Regions from separate parts of the Homo sapiens genome. Here region 2 is linked to region 1. The links are chromatin loops, found by intact Hi-C in ENCODE. Cell type or tissue: pancreas. All regions are shown on one strand.

The links. Hi-C counts contacts between places; a loop is a spot of excess contacts. Peaks named below come from ENCODE experiments on the same cell type or tissue, not always from the same donor. Only the 100,000 strongest peaks of a DNase experiment are listed, where the experiment ranks them.
Region 2: a loop joins it to region 1, with 4 times the contacts of the local background. A loop is called at or near these places in 104 of 110 quality-filtered maps.

Annotation. Positions count from the first base shown.
Region 1 is chr10:58,281,748-58,289,747 of GRCh38, forward strand. It overlaps CISD1 (CDGSH iron sulfur domain 1), which reads left to right. Exons shown (of 3, transcript NM_018464.5): 3 at 5,814-7,839. The coding sequence ends at 5,903. Among named protein-coding and RNA genes, the nearest start is that of CISD1, 17 kb to the left of the region's middle. In pancreas, no CTCF peak of the experiment used is centred here; no DNase peak of the experiment used is centred here.
Region 2 is chr10:58,174,262-58,182,261 of GRCh38, forward strand. No RefSeq gene overlaps it. Among named protein-coding and RNA genes, the nearest start is that of IPMK, 90 kb to the right of the region's middle. In pancreas, a CTCF peak has its summit at 3,313 (motif pointing right); no DNase peak of the experiment used is centred here.

The DNA of each region.
Region 1 (8,000 bases):
ACAAATTTCAAATCTAATTCATTCTTAAGGTGCAGTCACTAGTAACCTGTTGTGTGTCTGTAACATCTTGAGCAGGTTTCCCAACCCTAATGAATCAGATTTCTTAGTAATGTGCAGAAATTACATTTTTTAAAAACATATCCCTCCCTTTTGTCCAGTGCTTCTCTTGCCAGCATTGGTATGTCATCTGATGTTTCAGAAATTGGCTTGGCTTTTTTTTTTTTTCTTTTTCTTGAGAGAGTCTCACTCTGTCACCCAGGCTGGAGTACAGTGTCGTGATCTCAGCTCACTACAACCTCCACCTTCTGGGTTCAAGCAATTCTCGTGTTTCAGCCTCCTGAGTAGCCGTGATTACAGGCATGCACAACCATGCCTGGCTAATTTTTGTATTCTTAGTAGAGACAGGGTTTCACCATGTTGGCCAGGCTGATCTTGAACTCCTGACCTCAAGTGATCCACCCGCCTTGGCCTCCCAGAGTGCTGGGATTGCAGGTGTCATCCACTGTGTCCGGCCCAGAAATTGGTTTATTTTATAGTACAGGCTTCCCTCGGTGTCCATGGATTGGTTCCAGGACCTCCCATGGATACCAAAATCTGAGAATGCTCAAGCCCCTGATTTAAAATGACAGTATTTGCCTATAAGCTATGCACATAATCCTGTATACTTTAAATTATTACGTCATCTCTTGATTGCAAATAATACCTAATACAGTGTGAATGCTATGTAAATAGTTGTTATACTGTATTGTTTAGAGAATAATGACAAGGAAAAAAGTGTACATGCTCAGTACCCATACAATTATTTTAGCGAGTATTTTCTATCAGCAGTTGGTTGCATCCATGGATGTGGAACCCACAGATACAGATGGGGCCAATTGTATTTCACAAAAGGGCTATCCATATTTGAAGTGAGAATGAAAGGAGCCAGTATAGAGGAAATGATTAAAGTGACTACAGGGAAAGATACTATTTGAGTCAGCGGTATCTTGACAAAGGGTGGAAGGAAATGAGAGTAACAGCACAGATGTGAAACTCAGCCTTAAAAAGGAAGAGATAGTCTTACTTTCGAAACAAGAAGATGAAAGGACTCTGATGTAAGAGGGAAGGGTATGGGATGTAGTATTGCTAGGTTCCTTTCCCTGCAACTTCAGGTTGGTTACATCACTTGCTGAGTTGTATGACGGCCACCTAGGAGGCAGTTCAAACAAGGACAGCAAAAGAATACAGACTAAGAAGAAAGAGAGGAAAGTCTTACCAGTTAACATCAGGAGCTGAACTGAAATTGAAATGAAATGCAACTGGACATGTTTAGACTCATTTTCTTTCATTTACAGGGTAAGATTTGAGTTAATGATACTTTTGTTTTGTCGTTGGTAGTAGGCTTGATCCTGGGTGTTTTTTTTTGGCGGGAGGGTGTTGGGGGAAAAAGAGAAATCCTCCATCCTGTTAATGGCTTAGAAGTGCATTTTACTGAGTCTTTCTTCATAAAAACGATATTCTGAATGTTGGTGACATTCCTTGGCCAATCCACATAAAGACAGTCTTATAAAAATCTTAATTTATCTTTGTACATTTTCATATTATAGCTACTGTCTTAGGTTTATTGAAATAGGTACATAAGAATGGTATAAAATGTCATAATCTCTAGGTTAGTCTCAAAAATCTCATTACTTCGTTTTCGTTCTCAACCAAAGCAAGCATATTTTTCTGGACAGTTTATGGTAATGAGCCAAAATGGTGCCAGGCAACTTCCTTGGGACAGAAAATCAAAACTCTAATACAAAGTACGAAGTTCAGAGAAGGAAGATAGTCTTTAAAAGAAAATTGTTTCAGGTGGAAGAGATAAGTCAAAGAGGAGCATTTATTAAAACAGAGGCATAACTTGAGATGTGGGGCCATTAAAAAGAAATGTTGTGTTTTTATGAAGATCCATATAGCATTGCTAGCTTTCCAGGTGGAGAGCAAGGACCTCCACTGTTTTTTCTACTAAAGCTTTATTCCAACTTCTTCTAACCCTTTCTTCCCCCACTTTTAAAGATATTTGGGATTTGTAGTGTTCAAATTGGGTTAACAAACATAAAAGGATGTTTTCTGGACATAAAGGAAATTTGATTTACAGACTTTTTCCAGGATTTGTTAATAAACAAACGCTGACATCTTAGAATAAATTAAGTATCAATACTACACGAACTGAATTTAATATTCTTTGTGTTTTTTTCATAATTTAAAACAATTTAACAAATTTCAAAATGTTTAATGAAAAAGTTAATAAAATTCTCATATTTTTGTACATTATTTAATGTAAAAATTACTGTACTTCCTACATTGTATTTGAAAGTATATAATGCCAGACACAGTCGCTTAGGCCTGTAATTCCAACACTTTGAGAATGTAACAGCCAATGTAGTGAAACCTTGTCTCCACAAAAAAATGCAGAAATTAGTTGAGTGTGATGGCATGCACCTATAGTCCTAGCTACTCAGGAGGCTGAGATGGAAGGATCCCTTGAGCCTGGGAGATTGAGGCTTCAGTAAGCTGCGATTGCACCACTGTGCAATCTAATTTAATCTCTTAAAAAAAAAAAAAACTGTATACCCACCACATATTATCTTTCTCCTGCATAGATCAGAAATAAAGCAAGACACATAAGGCAGTAATTCCTAGGGTTAAGTGATATAAAAAGTACTATTAAAAAATACGTCTCTGCACAAAATTATTTTTAACACCTAGTTTGCATTATAAAGGCATAAAAGCTTTATACACTTTAATCGCATGAAAGTTTATTAACAAATAACCAGGATAAACTACTCATTGCTTTTTAAAGAAATATGTGTTTGCTTTTAAGAATATGAAGAAACAGGCTAATTTCAGTTTTTAGGCAGAATTGGGTGATGAGAAAAAATGTATTCTCACTTTTGATATATGACTTTCTTTATATTTTGTAAGATTTTCTTTGTATATTTTTTCTATAGATTTCTCTCCTATTCTGTATATGGAGGAAAATAATTTGAGAAAATGTTAGTTTCTAATATTTTCAACATAAGATTAAAAAATAAAAGTTAAACATGCCATTTCAGTAAGTTATTTAGAAATATTTCATTTTTCAGAAATGTTGCCTGCATGGATTTAATTTATAGTGAAGTGTTTTGTGTGTGCTATTTATAAAAAGAGTCTTTACAATGTAAACTTTTATGCTCACTGTAAAATCATCTGTGTTTGTTTATTAAACATATGTCACTTTGAAATGCTGTACTTTGCTGTGGGATACATTTTAGTTTAATTTTTATCGCCTCTTTCCTCATCCATGCCAAGAAAAAACTGAAAGCTTGACTTTATGTTTTTGCATCAAGGCTTGTTTCTAATATGAATATACTGTGTACCACATCTTATTGACCTCAAAAAAAGAAATAATATAAACTTTACATATATTACATTTACACTGCCCTCTACGACAGGATAGAATTTATATCTGGAAATATAAGATATGCCAATACCTTGAGTTTTTCTGTAATTTTTAGCTAATTTAGTGCCTCTTGCAATTATTTACAGATAGATTAAAATTTGATTACTTTAACATTAAGTAGCCTTTTGGATATCAAAGTTTAAGATTAAATACCATCATTGTGAAGTTTCACTGATCTGTTATGCTCCCTTCACTGCACGTAATGAGGTACTTGTTACTCATAAGGCTAAGAATCCTCTTACTTTACTCTTCTAAATAGGCTTCTTCAAAGCAACAGTGTACCTTAGACTAAACAGTGAAACTCTAGATTCTAGAGTGTAGATACATTCAAAACACCAAGATTAAGGCAAAGATGCTAGCTCTTGTCATTTGACATGAAATAGAAATAAAAGATACAAATATAGAGAAACAAAAAAATTACTGATAATTATTCCTTCTAAGTGTAAAATCCTGAAGAGTTAAGTGAAATATTATTAAATTCTTATTTTTTCATTTTACAATAGAGGATATACTTGTTAAAAATGATTTTATATAGCAAGAATGTTCAGATATGAAAATAAATTATAATAGTGATTAAAAATATGACAGAAATAATCTTACCAGAATATACATGAGATCTGAGGATGAAAACTACAAAAGAAATTAAAACTTGGCAAAAAACATTCTCAAGCTTATCTGGAGGAATAAAGTGATAAAGTTTAATAAAGTTAACAGGCTGGGCGCGGTGGCTCACACCTGTAATCCCAGCACTTTGGGAGGCCGAGGCAGGCGGATCACGAGGTCAGGAGATCGAGACCATCCTGGCTAACACGGTGAAACCCCGTCTCTACTAAAAATACAAAAAATTAGCCGGGCGTAGTGGCGGGCGCCTGTAGTCCCAGCTACTCAGGAGTCTGAGGCAGGAGAATGGCGTGAACCCAGGAGGCGGAGCTTGCAGTGAGTCGAGATCGCGCCACTGCATTCCAGCCTGGGCGACAGAGCAAGACTCCGTTTCAAAAAAAAAAAAAAAAGTAAAAAAAAGAAACAATGAAGGAAAACTAGCCCTACAAAACACTGAAATGTTTAAAATGCAAATATCCCAGCGTAGTAGGCCGATCAACGTAACATAGAACCTATAAATAGGTGCTTTTACATGTAGAATTTATTTTGATAAAGTTACGAATAAAGGTAATAATGTGGGAAGCAATAGCCTCCAGTAATGCTGAAGCAACAGGATCTTAGAACAGCGTTTGCAAAGTGTGCTCTACAGAAAACTATGATAATAGAAATCAAAATTTAAAGTGTCCATAGTCCAGTCACCTTGAGAAACTCTGGGATAAAATTGTGTTTTTTATAGCAAAATTAAAATAATGTGTGCTGTGATTCAAATGGGCTATATGATATGTTTTTTTAACACAGAATGAAACCAAATCAGAGTGTCTTGCAGGATTCAGGTTCTTTGGACCACACTCTGCAAAACACTATGTTAGAAATTTAGTTTTGTCCCTCTCCCTCCCACTGGACACCAAAACAGCAGTTATATCTAAAATGTGAATTCATGAAAATGAATGGAAATTTGTATTTCTCACATCTCTAGAAGAAAGCTGTCTCCATGAATGATGTTAAAAAGGGAGATATTGACATATTTGTATGAAAGTGGAGAAATTGAGAATATGAAAAAATAAGCAAAATGAAAAGATTTGGGAAAGACTGCTGCAAAAATAACAGAGGAATAATATGCAGTTGATTTATTTTTTATTTTTTATTTTTATGTTTTTTGAGACCAAGGCTGGAGTGCAGTGGCACAATCTCGGCTCACCGCAACTTCCCCTCCCAGGTTCAAGCCTCAGCCTCCTGAGTAGCTGGGATTATGCGCACTCGCCACCATGCCTGGCTAATTTTTGTATTTTTAGTAGAGACAGGGTTTCACCATGTTGGCCAGGCTGGTCTTGAACTCTTGACCTCAAATGATCCACCCACCTCAACCTCCCAAAGTGTTGAGATTACAGGCATGAGCCATCGCGCCTGGCCGCAAATTGATTTTAAATAAATGAACTTAAACTCTTAGAAGTAAATAGGCAATGGACATGTTCACTAGAAAGGAATGTAACTAATATATAAACATAAGAAAGGCCTTCAACACTCATCACAATCACACTGAAATTCAATAAATGATGTGTGTATTATGCACAAGTCAATTTCTTCATCTTACTAAGTAGCATATGTAGTTTACATATGCTGTTTAAGAAAGCCTATATAAGATAGCCAAGAAAATCTTTATGTTATATGAATTAAGCATCACCTTCCACTCTGCCGAGCATAATACTGATTTTGAGATTAGATGTTTCACATTCATTCTTTCTCTTCCTAGTTCCCATTCTGTGATGGGGCTCACACAAAACATAACGAAGAGACTGGAGACAATGTGGGCCCTCTGATCATCAAGAAAAAAGAAACTTAAATGGACACTTTTGATGCTGCAAATCAGCTTGTCGTGAAGTTACCTGATTGTTTAATTAGAATGACTACCACCTCTGTCTGATTCACCTTCGCTGGATTCTAAATGTGGTATATTGCAAACTGCAGCTTTCACATTTATGGCATTTGTCTTGTTGAAACATCGTGGTGCACATTTGTTTAAACAAAAAAAAAAAAAAAAAGGAAAAACCAACCTGCATGGCCTGTGGGTTATTTTGGTCTTGTAAGGATCCATTTCTTTAAAATACTGACATATAGAGTTGTACCTTATATAGAATATAGTTGTATCTTGAAGTCAACATATTAAATTATTCTCAAAATTATGTATTTGCAGATTGTACTTGTAAGTTTCAAAGAAAAATTACCATCTTTTCATATTGACCTGGAAACTAAATAGGATGTGATTCAGCTACATTAATTTCTTAATACAATCTAGGAAAGACCTGTTGTAGCCTTGATTTTCTTGACATTGGTAATGACACTGAGAAAATATGGCTTCTGTTTTTCACCGTTTTCAATCAAAATGATTGATAAATGTTATTCTGTTTAATTTCATAAGTCAGGTCAATAATAAAGGGGTGGTAACTTCCTCATATTTATCTTCACAGATATTTAATGAAGATGGATCCATTAAAGGAGCCAATAGTGAAAATTTAGTTAAAGGTGATATTAGATTTAAATTAGTCATGAAGAATGTCTTAAAATCTAATGTTCCAGAATTCTGGCCCAAGGAATGGTAAGCACTTGAACTGAGGATTTTGAAGGAATTGGAACATATAATGTCAAGTCTTTTGATCACTAAGCCACATATCCTGACAGAAATAGTAGTCACAAGATTAGATCAAAGGCGTGGGAAGATTTTTTTTTTTCCCACTCTAGCTAATCAAGCACATGGCTTTTAAATTGTATGATCTTTTTCTTAAAAGCAAAAATTTGAAGACAAGTGTTTGTTTATGTAATATTCTTCAAAGACTCCGAGCAGAAACATTGCATTCATTGTTGATTCAGAAAAAAGAAAATATAAAAACTGAAAATAATTAGCAATAAAAGATTTAAGACAAATAGTTCATAAATATTTTTAAAGAGATTAGGTTTTTGAATTTCATAGGTTAGAAGGAAAATCATGGCAAAATTTACAGAAAATTGGGCAAACAATTGAAATTGATAAAGCAGGTAAACATCATCATTTATTTTAGTATACATGAATTCTCAGTAGTAGTCAATCACAAATTTCTACTTGCTAAAATCCATTTACCTTGACAGGAATCAAACCTGACAGCAGCATATCCTATGTAATATATGATCATGGCTATTTTTAAATATGTAGTTTTGTGTATTACTGTAGATAAAAGTTGGTAACAAAATTGTACAGTGGTTTTAAGAAGCCCATGTAACTAACTTGGACATGTCTTTAAGTCACATATTCATCATAAAATCTAAAATCCTACAAACTGATTCTATTAGATTCTTAGGGTAAATTTTTTCTTTGCCCACCTCCTTCTTTTTAAGATAAGTATGCATGTCAGCAAAACAGAGCAATCATGCTTTTAAAGATGAACTGTTTTAAAGAAAAATAAATGCATCAACTCCCAGTGTTTCTGATAAAGGGACATCCTTCTAACTTAACAGACTATTCTTTATCTTGAATTTGAAATTATATTGTTAGTCATGCATTTTTGTAATGTCAGGGGGAACCTGGTACCAGTTCTCAAAACTATAGGATTATATGAGTGTGTGTATACATATGGCAAAATTATAAATGACCACCTTACTGTGAAATATAGATCTTGAGCATTTTGAAAGGCCAAAATAATTAGGTAAATGTATTTTCAAGGTCATGTTAAAATGTTTACATGCTTTTGAACTAGCATTCATTTATGATTAAAACCCTTTTCAGGTTATTTGACCTAAAAACCAAAGTGAGTGTGGTTAGGTTAATATGAGATTTTTTTACACAAAAATCATTGTGTGCAATTACTGTTCTAGCTAAGCACCTTAATGCTTCTAAGTGCTTTTCATTTCGTTGAGGCAAGACAAGTGGGGCTTTCATCTTTTTTTTCTCTATGTCATTTATATTCTA
Region 2 (8,000 bases), 110 kb before region 1:
ATGCTTAAATTCTCTGAACCATGATGAACTAAAGGCTTTCTATTATTATTTAGCACTAAAGCTAAGATAATTGGAGATTGAATTTCTTCCAAGGTCTGAGGTCACAGTTTCATGATTTCTTACATGACAGTTATAGCATTGGTCACAAAGGAGTGGGACAGAATTTAGAAGATTTGGACTACACCAAGACTCCAACTCCCTATGAACCTCCTCAGACAAATGGATCAGCCCTCTCTACCCTGTCCTGGTGAGGCTGTGCTACCTTCTTAAAGACACTGTCTCTCTCTTACCTGAGTAAATCGCTTTTCCAGAGGAAGCCACTTCTCAATTCTCATCTTCAGTCTTGCCCCCCACCCCCACCACTCCTCACAGTATTTAGATATTAACCATAGGAAGATACAGTATATGCTAGTAGACTAAACCCAAGAAGAAAATTCCTTGCAGGGTGTTACTTAAATTTTAGGAAGGATACCATACCATGGTGGTTAAAACACTGGAATCCAATGGCCTGAATTCAAATTCCCCCTGTGACACTTACTGTGTGACCTTTGTCAAGGTTTTTTTTACATATTTTTGCCTTAATTTCCTCATCTGTAAAATTCAAATAATAACAGTTTTATCCCTTAGGGTTTTTGTAATAATTAAAATGAATCTATATATATAACATGCTTAGAACAGCTGGCATACACTAAGCGCTACGTAAGTCGTGGCTATTCGTGCACATTAAACTCTAGAATACAATGCACTCAGGCTCCACCCAGCAATCATCCCTTAGTGTAGTTAGACTCTGGCCTTTTCTGCTATGGAGGCTCCATGCTGCAGTGTTCCACACCTCTGGATAACTGCCATTCTCAGCACAGTCAATCTGCACATCTTCTATGCTGAGCAGGTGCACACCGCCAAGGAAACAAAGACAATAACAAAGCCATATGTGCTAATACCAGATTCAACTTACTTAATCTGCAACATGAAAAAGTAGAATTATATAGTAACATCAAAACAGTGAGGCCCAGGATACAGCCGCTTCTTTTTATAAAACTACCATTTATTGAGGGCCTTCAGTTACAGAAACTGTGTGCTTCCCACTTTACAAGATATCGTGGATTGATGTCCGCTCAAATGTTTATGTCCCCTCATATTTCACATGTTGAACCCTAACCTCTAGTGTGATGCTATTTGGAAATAGCGTCTTTGGGAGCTAATTAGGGGCCCTCGTGATAATGGAATTTGTGTCCTTATAGAAAGAGACCAGAGAGTTTGCTCTATAAAGCTTTCTTCACCATTCTCCCTCACCCTTATGCGAGGACACAGGGAGTAGGTGGCGGTCATGTGCAAGCCAGGAAAAGAGCCCTCACCAGAATTCAACTATGCTGGCAACCTTACCTTGGACTTCCAGCCCCCAGAACTGTGAGAAAATAAATTTATATTGTTTAAGCCACCTAGACTACAATGCTTTTTATGGCAGCCCAAGCTAAGACATGGACATTTTCCTTTGTCCTCACAAGAGTGCAGGAGACCCAGTCCTTGCCCTCAGTGAACTTTCAGTTTACTGATTAGGTACTGATACCAAGGTGATTAGGCACAGAGATAGGGAAGTACACCAAGGATAGCTTGAGGAAAGGAATATATAAAGTACCCCCTCAGCACACACCTACAATTCTCTGCCAAATACAAGGGGGTTGTTTCTTGCTTGATGACAGCAACCAATGCACTTTGAAAACAATGTCAAGCAGGTTTCTTCCCACCCCTTTCCTAGCAAGTTCTTAGGAATTATGCTTCTCTCTCTCTTCCTCCTCCTCCTTCTCCTCCTCCTCCATAATTTCCTCCACTTTTGCCCTTGCCTGCTTCAAAATTCTTGGAAGAGGTTGGACCAGCATTCACCAGTATCCTGAGGTTTCAAAGCAATCATGTCCTAGTATGGTGGTTTCAGAACCAAGGACAGCACTGTGTCTATCTCTCCCAAAGTTCTGTAATCCACACCTATGGGAGTGGTGTGATTAGATTTCCCCCAAAGTCACAGTTAAGACAGATCTTTCATATGCCATCCTAAGAAAATAATATTAATGTAAAGTAATAGTAGTAATGCCTAATGTTTATTGAGTGTTTAATATATGCTATATGTTTATCATTTCATTTAATTCTCATAACAACCCTATAAAGTAGATTTTTTTATTATCCCCATTTGACAGTTGAGAAACAAACTCAGGAGGACATCAAGTGGTTTGCTCAAGGTCACGTGGATAGTAAGAATCAGAACCAGAAGTGGAATCCAAATTAGGCATTTACTACTATTATTCTATTTGACATGACTTCTTATATAACTGTACTTGCTGAAATTATTCTTTCTCTGAATAGTTTTTCCATCATAAAGCACTGTTTTCCAGGAACACTATCAGAATTATGTGCATTTCACCATATGAACCTTACACAATATGACTTCATTACTCATGGGACATTGAGCTTCCATGAAGCCAGATAACATTAGCAGAGACTCCTGCAAGGAATTACATGGCGAGGCTGAGAGAAGACATTCCCAATTAATCATTGCCTTCCACCTTAACCATTGAACTACCAGCCCCAAGAACTGTGAGAAAGTGAATTTGTATTGTTTAAGCCACCCAGTCTATATAACACTTAATTATGGCAGCTCAAGCTAACCATAAGACATAGACATTTTCCTTTGTCCTCAGCCTGTGAGTGATGGAGAGTTACTGTCACCAATAGGAAGGAAACGAGAAGGGCAAATAATATTCATGGAAAATTGCTGTTTTGCAAGGACCTTGGTAGGCATTTTTGCAATATTTTAAAATTTTATATTGAATTTCTAAATACAACTTATTATAGTTTTTTTCAATTATATATACACACTCCAGCGAAAAAATAAAACCAAAAGGAAAACCTCACTTATTTTCCAGTACTCAGAGATAACTATTCTTTCTGTTTTGTGTATTTCTCCACAGTCTTTACTTTCTACAATTATTTTCAGCAAGTAGGGGAGTGAGTAGACCATCCAATGATAAACTAAGTATTTATCTGCTAAACATACTGGGACTCCAAGTAAACTCTCATTTGAAGAAAGGATATCATTTGTTTTTAAAACTAAAGTTTTTAAAATTTATCTAGTAAATATTTTGGATAAGCTTGTGGATATTTTGAAGTTAACTTTCGATTATAAACCAGAAATATTAGTAGCTAATTTGTAATCCCATGGAAGAGAAATGTCTGAGTATTGGATTTCAAAAATTCCAAAATCAACTCGCTATCTACTTATACACCACTAGGTGGTACTAGGTGATTTTTCTTTTCTCTTTAAGTCAGATAATTGTGTGTGTTTTCTGCTCTTAACACTCCTTAAAAGGTGAAATTGAAGGAAATTTGGGAAGTGCTAGAAAAGTTCTAAAATTGGATTGTGGTGATGGCTTCTAAATTTAAATCACAAATTTACTAATATGTCTTGAATGACATTTCAGTGAAGCTGTAAAAATTTTAAAAAAAGCTAAAACTTTTTCATATGTGGTTTATCTTGAGAATCCATATGCTTTTTCTGTATATTTAAAAGAAAGCAAGAAATCTGCTTAGCGACAAGTTGAAAATTTTTAATTCATTTATATAATCTGGACATGCTTCCACCATTGTACTTTTACTTCTTTAATTTGCATACTTTCAGAATTGTCTTACATCAGAAAATTGCCTAATATTGCAGGTACCTAATTAACCAATATAATTAAGTATTTATTTAAAACCTTTTTATATAGTACTCTCAAACAGAAACAATTTGATTTTTGGTATTGCCTTTCAATAGCTTCTTCACCACGCAGAGTATCTCTATGAAATGCAAGAGTCCATAAACCCACATCTTTAACTTTTAACTTGGATGGTATTTTCAGCATTTAATTTGATTAAAGACGGGGTTTTTTTCCACAGTGATATACATGGCACAACATATTATCACTAACACAGGTATCCCTTGTTAAGGAAATTACAGAATTGGGAAGTAAGCAAATCTAGTGCCGTAGTTAAATCCCTTGGCCTCTTAGATCTGCATTGAACTCATTCTAAGCTCTGTGAGCTTGGGCAGTGTTCAGGAGTTGGAAGCTGTTTAACCTCCCCAGGCCTTTTCCTCATCTGTAAATTTGGAATAAAACTTTCTCATAGAGATTGTATGAGGATTAGATAGGTTTGACATCAGTAACATAGAGGAAGAAAAATGTTACTGAAACTGTGCTTGCCAAAAGTGGCTATCATAATTCATTTTTGTAAAATTAAACCTCTGTTCTTTACAGACATTGTTGAGAAACAGGGGAACACAACTGAGACTGGAAGGCTTTGCCAGTGATGTTAAGCTTAAGATCTGAAGTAGGTAGATGGCTTGTTGTTTTTAATAAAGACATTAAGGACTCGGATATAGTAACTGTTAAAAATTCCAGGAGGGAGAGATGTAGGCACTAAAGGGTAGTTTAAGACACAGATGTTTAACATTCTATTTCAATTTGTTTGTGTTATTGCAATGCAACCAAGTTTATCATTCCCAAGCCTTCCTTTAATCCTGCTGCACAAACAAAGTCTCTGTGTGATTAGTGTGAGAGGAAATCAAAGAAAAGGAGCTGAGTCCCACCCTGGCTTGTTATGGAGCAGAAAAAGCAGCTGCAGAATTAAACAAGATCAAGGGCTGTTGTCCAGGCAGTGATGTGATCATAGCTCGCTGTAACCTCCAACTCCTGGGCTTAAGTGATCCTCCCATCTCAGCCTCACAAGTATTTGGGACTATAGGCCTGAGTCATCATGCCTGGCTGGTTTTTAAAAATTTTTTATAGAGACAGGGTTTTGCTTTGCTGCCCAGGCTTGCCTCAAACTCTTGGCCTCAAGTCATTCTCCCACCTCAGCCTCCCAAAGTGCTAGGATTACAGGAGTGAGCCACTGCACCAGGCCTCAAATTTTTTTTAAGATGTGAGATAGAAGGTTGTAATCAAATGTGCATGTTTGTGTGGGGGAGGGGTGGGGGAGATGTCTTAATGTATACAGAGTTGAGCCTCACTATTTATGGATTTCATATTTGCAAATTCACCTACTTGCTAAAATTTATTTGCAGCCCCAACACAAATACTAAAAACAACAATAAATATTGACAGCATTTTATCAGTCATTTGCAGACACATACAGAACAGACACACACACACACAAAATGAGTCACCGGAGGCACGCTTTCCTAGCTGCAATCAAACAAGGTAATGTTCTGCCTTCTTGTTTCAGCTCACATAAACAAGTATCCTTTTCACAGTCTATTTACTGCCATGATTTTGCATTTTGGTACTTTTATTATTTTTATTTACTTTTTTGGTGATATTGCTGTTTAAAATGGCCCTACCAAGAGTAGTGCTGAGGTGTTGCCTAGTGTTCCTAAGTGTAGAAGGCTGTAATATGCGTGAGGAAGAAAATACACATGAAGATAAGCTTCATTCAGGCATGAGTTACAGTGCTGTTGGCTGGGTGTTCAGTGTGAATCAATCAAAAGTATATATTAACCAAGCCATCTTTAAACAGCAACACATATTAATATACTGCAATACAATTCTGATGCTAACCATCCAGTTAGCATTCAGACTCCGCAAGTTAAAGAACACAGTCCCCGCAAAGACTGCTCTTATTTCAGATGCCAATTCAGGGGTGTCCAGGCCTCCCATACTTCTGACCAACTGGTTACAAATCTGGGGGTTTCAAGGACCCCCTCAGGTTCAATAATTCACTAAAATGACTCACAGAACTCAGGAGAGTGCTACACTTATAATTACAGTATATTATAAAGGATACAAACCAGGATGAATTAAGTGAAAAGACACAAAGGGTGAGGTCTGGAAGGGCGCCCAAACATACAGCTTCCTTGCCTGCTAAAAAAGCTTCTATTCAAAAGAAAGAGAGTAGCTGTCGAAAAGCAGGGAGAACAGAACTACCTGAGAGCACAGCCAACTAGAGCCATTTATGCTCCAACACCCTTGGAACCCTCAAAAGCCCCTGCAGCTAGTGGGGAACAGGATCACAAATATTTATCCTCTAAAATTTAAAGTCACCAAAAAGACATTACCCTTCCTTCCTTCCTTCCTTCCTTCCTTCCTCCCTCTCTCTCTCTTCCTTCCTTTCTTCCTTCCTTTTTCTTTCTTTCTTTCTTCTTTCTCTTTCTTTCTTCCTTTCTTTTTTTCTCTCTCTCTCTTTCTTTCTTTCTTTCTTCTTTCCTTCTACATATAAGGAGCACCTACTCTGTCCCAAGCAGTGTTCTAGATGCTGCAGAAGCAACCAGGAACAAAAATGACAAAGCTTTTGCTCTCCTGGAGCTTCCCTTCTACAGGGGGAGAATATGGTGTGGGGGCGTGGGTTGGGACAGGGGATGAGAGAGACAGACAATAAATAAATAAGAAAAACATAATATATGTCAGATAATAATAAGTGCTGTGAAGAAACATTTGACAGTGCAAAATGCCTGAGTCATGAGGCACCGGCTGTTCTTACCCAGCAAAAAGCCTTCTAGGGCAATGATACAGGCACGGGGAACTGGAAAGCGTTGGGGAGAAGTCTATGAAGATGTGAGAGTTGAAAGTTCCAGGTAAAGGCAAGTGCAAATTCCAGGCGTAGCAGGAAGAACTGCACGAAGGGCAGTGCCAGCTTAGCCAGAGGGCTAAATATGATAGGAATGGAAGGAAATGAGATCAGAGAGGCAGCCACAGTTTCGAGAATATAAGGCTCTGGAAATCACCATAAGTATTTTGGATTTTATTCAAGTGAGATGGGACACTATTGGAGGATCTTGAGTGGGAGAGTGAAATGATTTGACTCGGATTTTAACACCCTCATTCTCACTGCTAGTGGAGAAAGAGGATAGGGTGACAAAAGGGGAAGCATGCAAGTATCTAGAAGGCCACTGGGCAACCCTGGAAAGAGATCATGGGGACTTGGACCAGGGTATTAGCACTGGAGGTGGTGAGAGGGAGTCGGACTCTGGGTGTATTTTTGAAGGTAGAACCAACAAACCTTACTAATAGAATGGATTTGGAAGAAAGAGTCAAAGATGACTCTTTTTTTTGTTTTGTTGCAGAGACAGCTGGAAAGATGGCGTTGACTCCAAAGATGGAGCTAAGGATCACCAGAAAGGAATCTGTATTTTTCTAAGACTTTTTGGTATATTTACTGCTCTCAGGTAGTAGCTAAATTACACTGTGACTATTTCTAATTACTTTGGCTGCTAAATGGCTAATGGCTTAATTCATATAAAGTACAGTGCTGGGACTAAGCTACTGTACTATGAATACTAGCTACTGTTACTACACTTTAGATCACAATTTAACTTCTAGTTACTATACCTTAGATCACAGTTTAACTTCAGTAAAATATCCGGAATAACCAGACCAAAAATTAGGATAGTTCATGAGAAAGTAACCCAATGTTTTCCGACTTGGTGACTTATCATCCATCTAAGTAAATGAAGGGTGTTCAAGTGCGTGAATACTCAGAAGAAACTAAATTTGAATACATGGATCTCTGATTTGTTCTTTTGGAATACAAGTTTAAGAGCTAGAGATTAAAATGATTAGTGGTCTGCTAAGAGATGTTGCTGGGGGAAGGACATTTAACCTTTATAAACCAGAAAATGTATTTATCTTTCAGTCATATTGTGTTCTGCTCTGTGCTTTACTGCTTAATTTTCATGAAAACAAAGTGAATGTATGTCTTAGAACAAGGACAGTTGGCAGAGCATGTGCAGGCCCTACATTGCCTATTGCTTATTTTCATAACTCTATTTAATTATAATTTACATATAACAAAATGCAACCGTTCATAAGTTTCTCAAGTCTTGACAAATAGATAACATTTGTATAACCACTGTCACAATCGTGGTAAACAATGTTGCCATCAGTGCTTTCCCAGAACCCCTCGTCTCTTCTGGAGACCACCTCTTCTATTTATCGTTAAAGATTGTTAACTCCAAGTCCCCAGTCTCTGTCCAGCCAGGG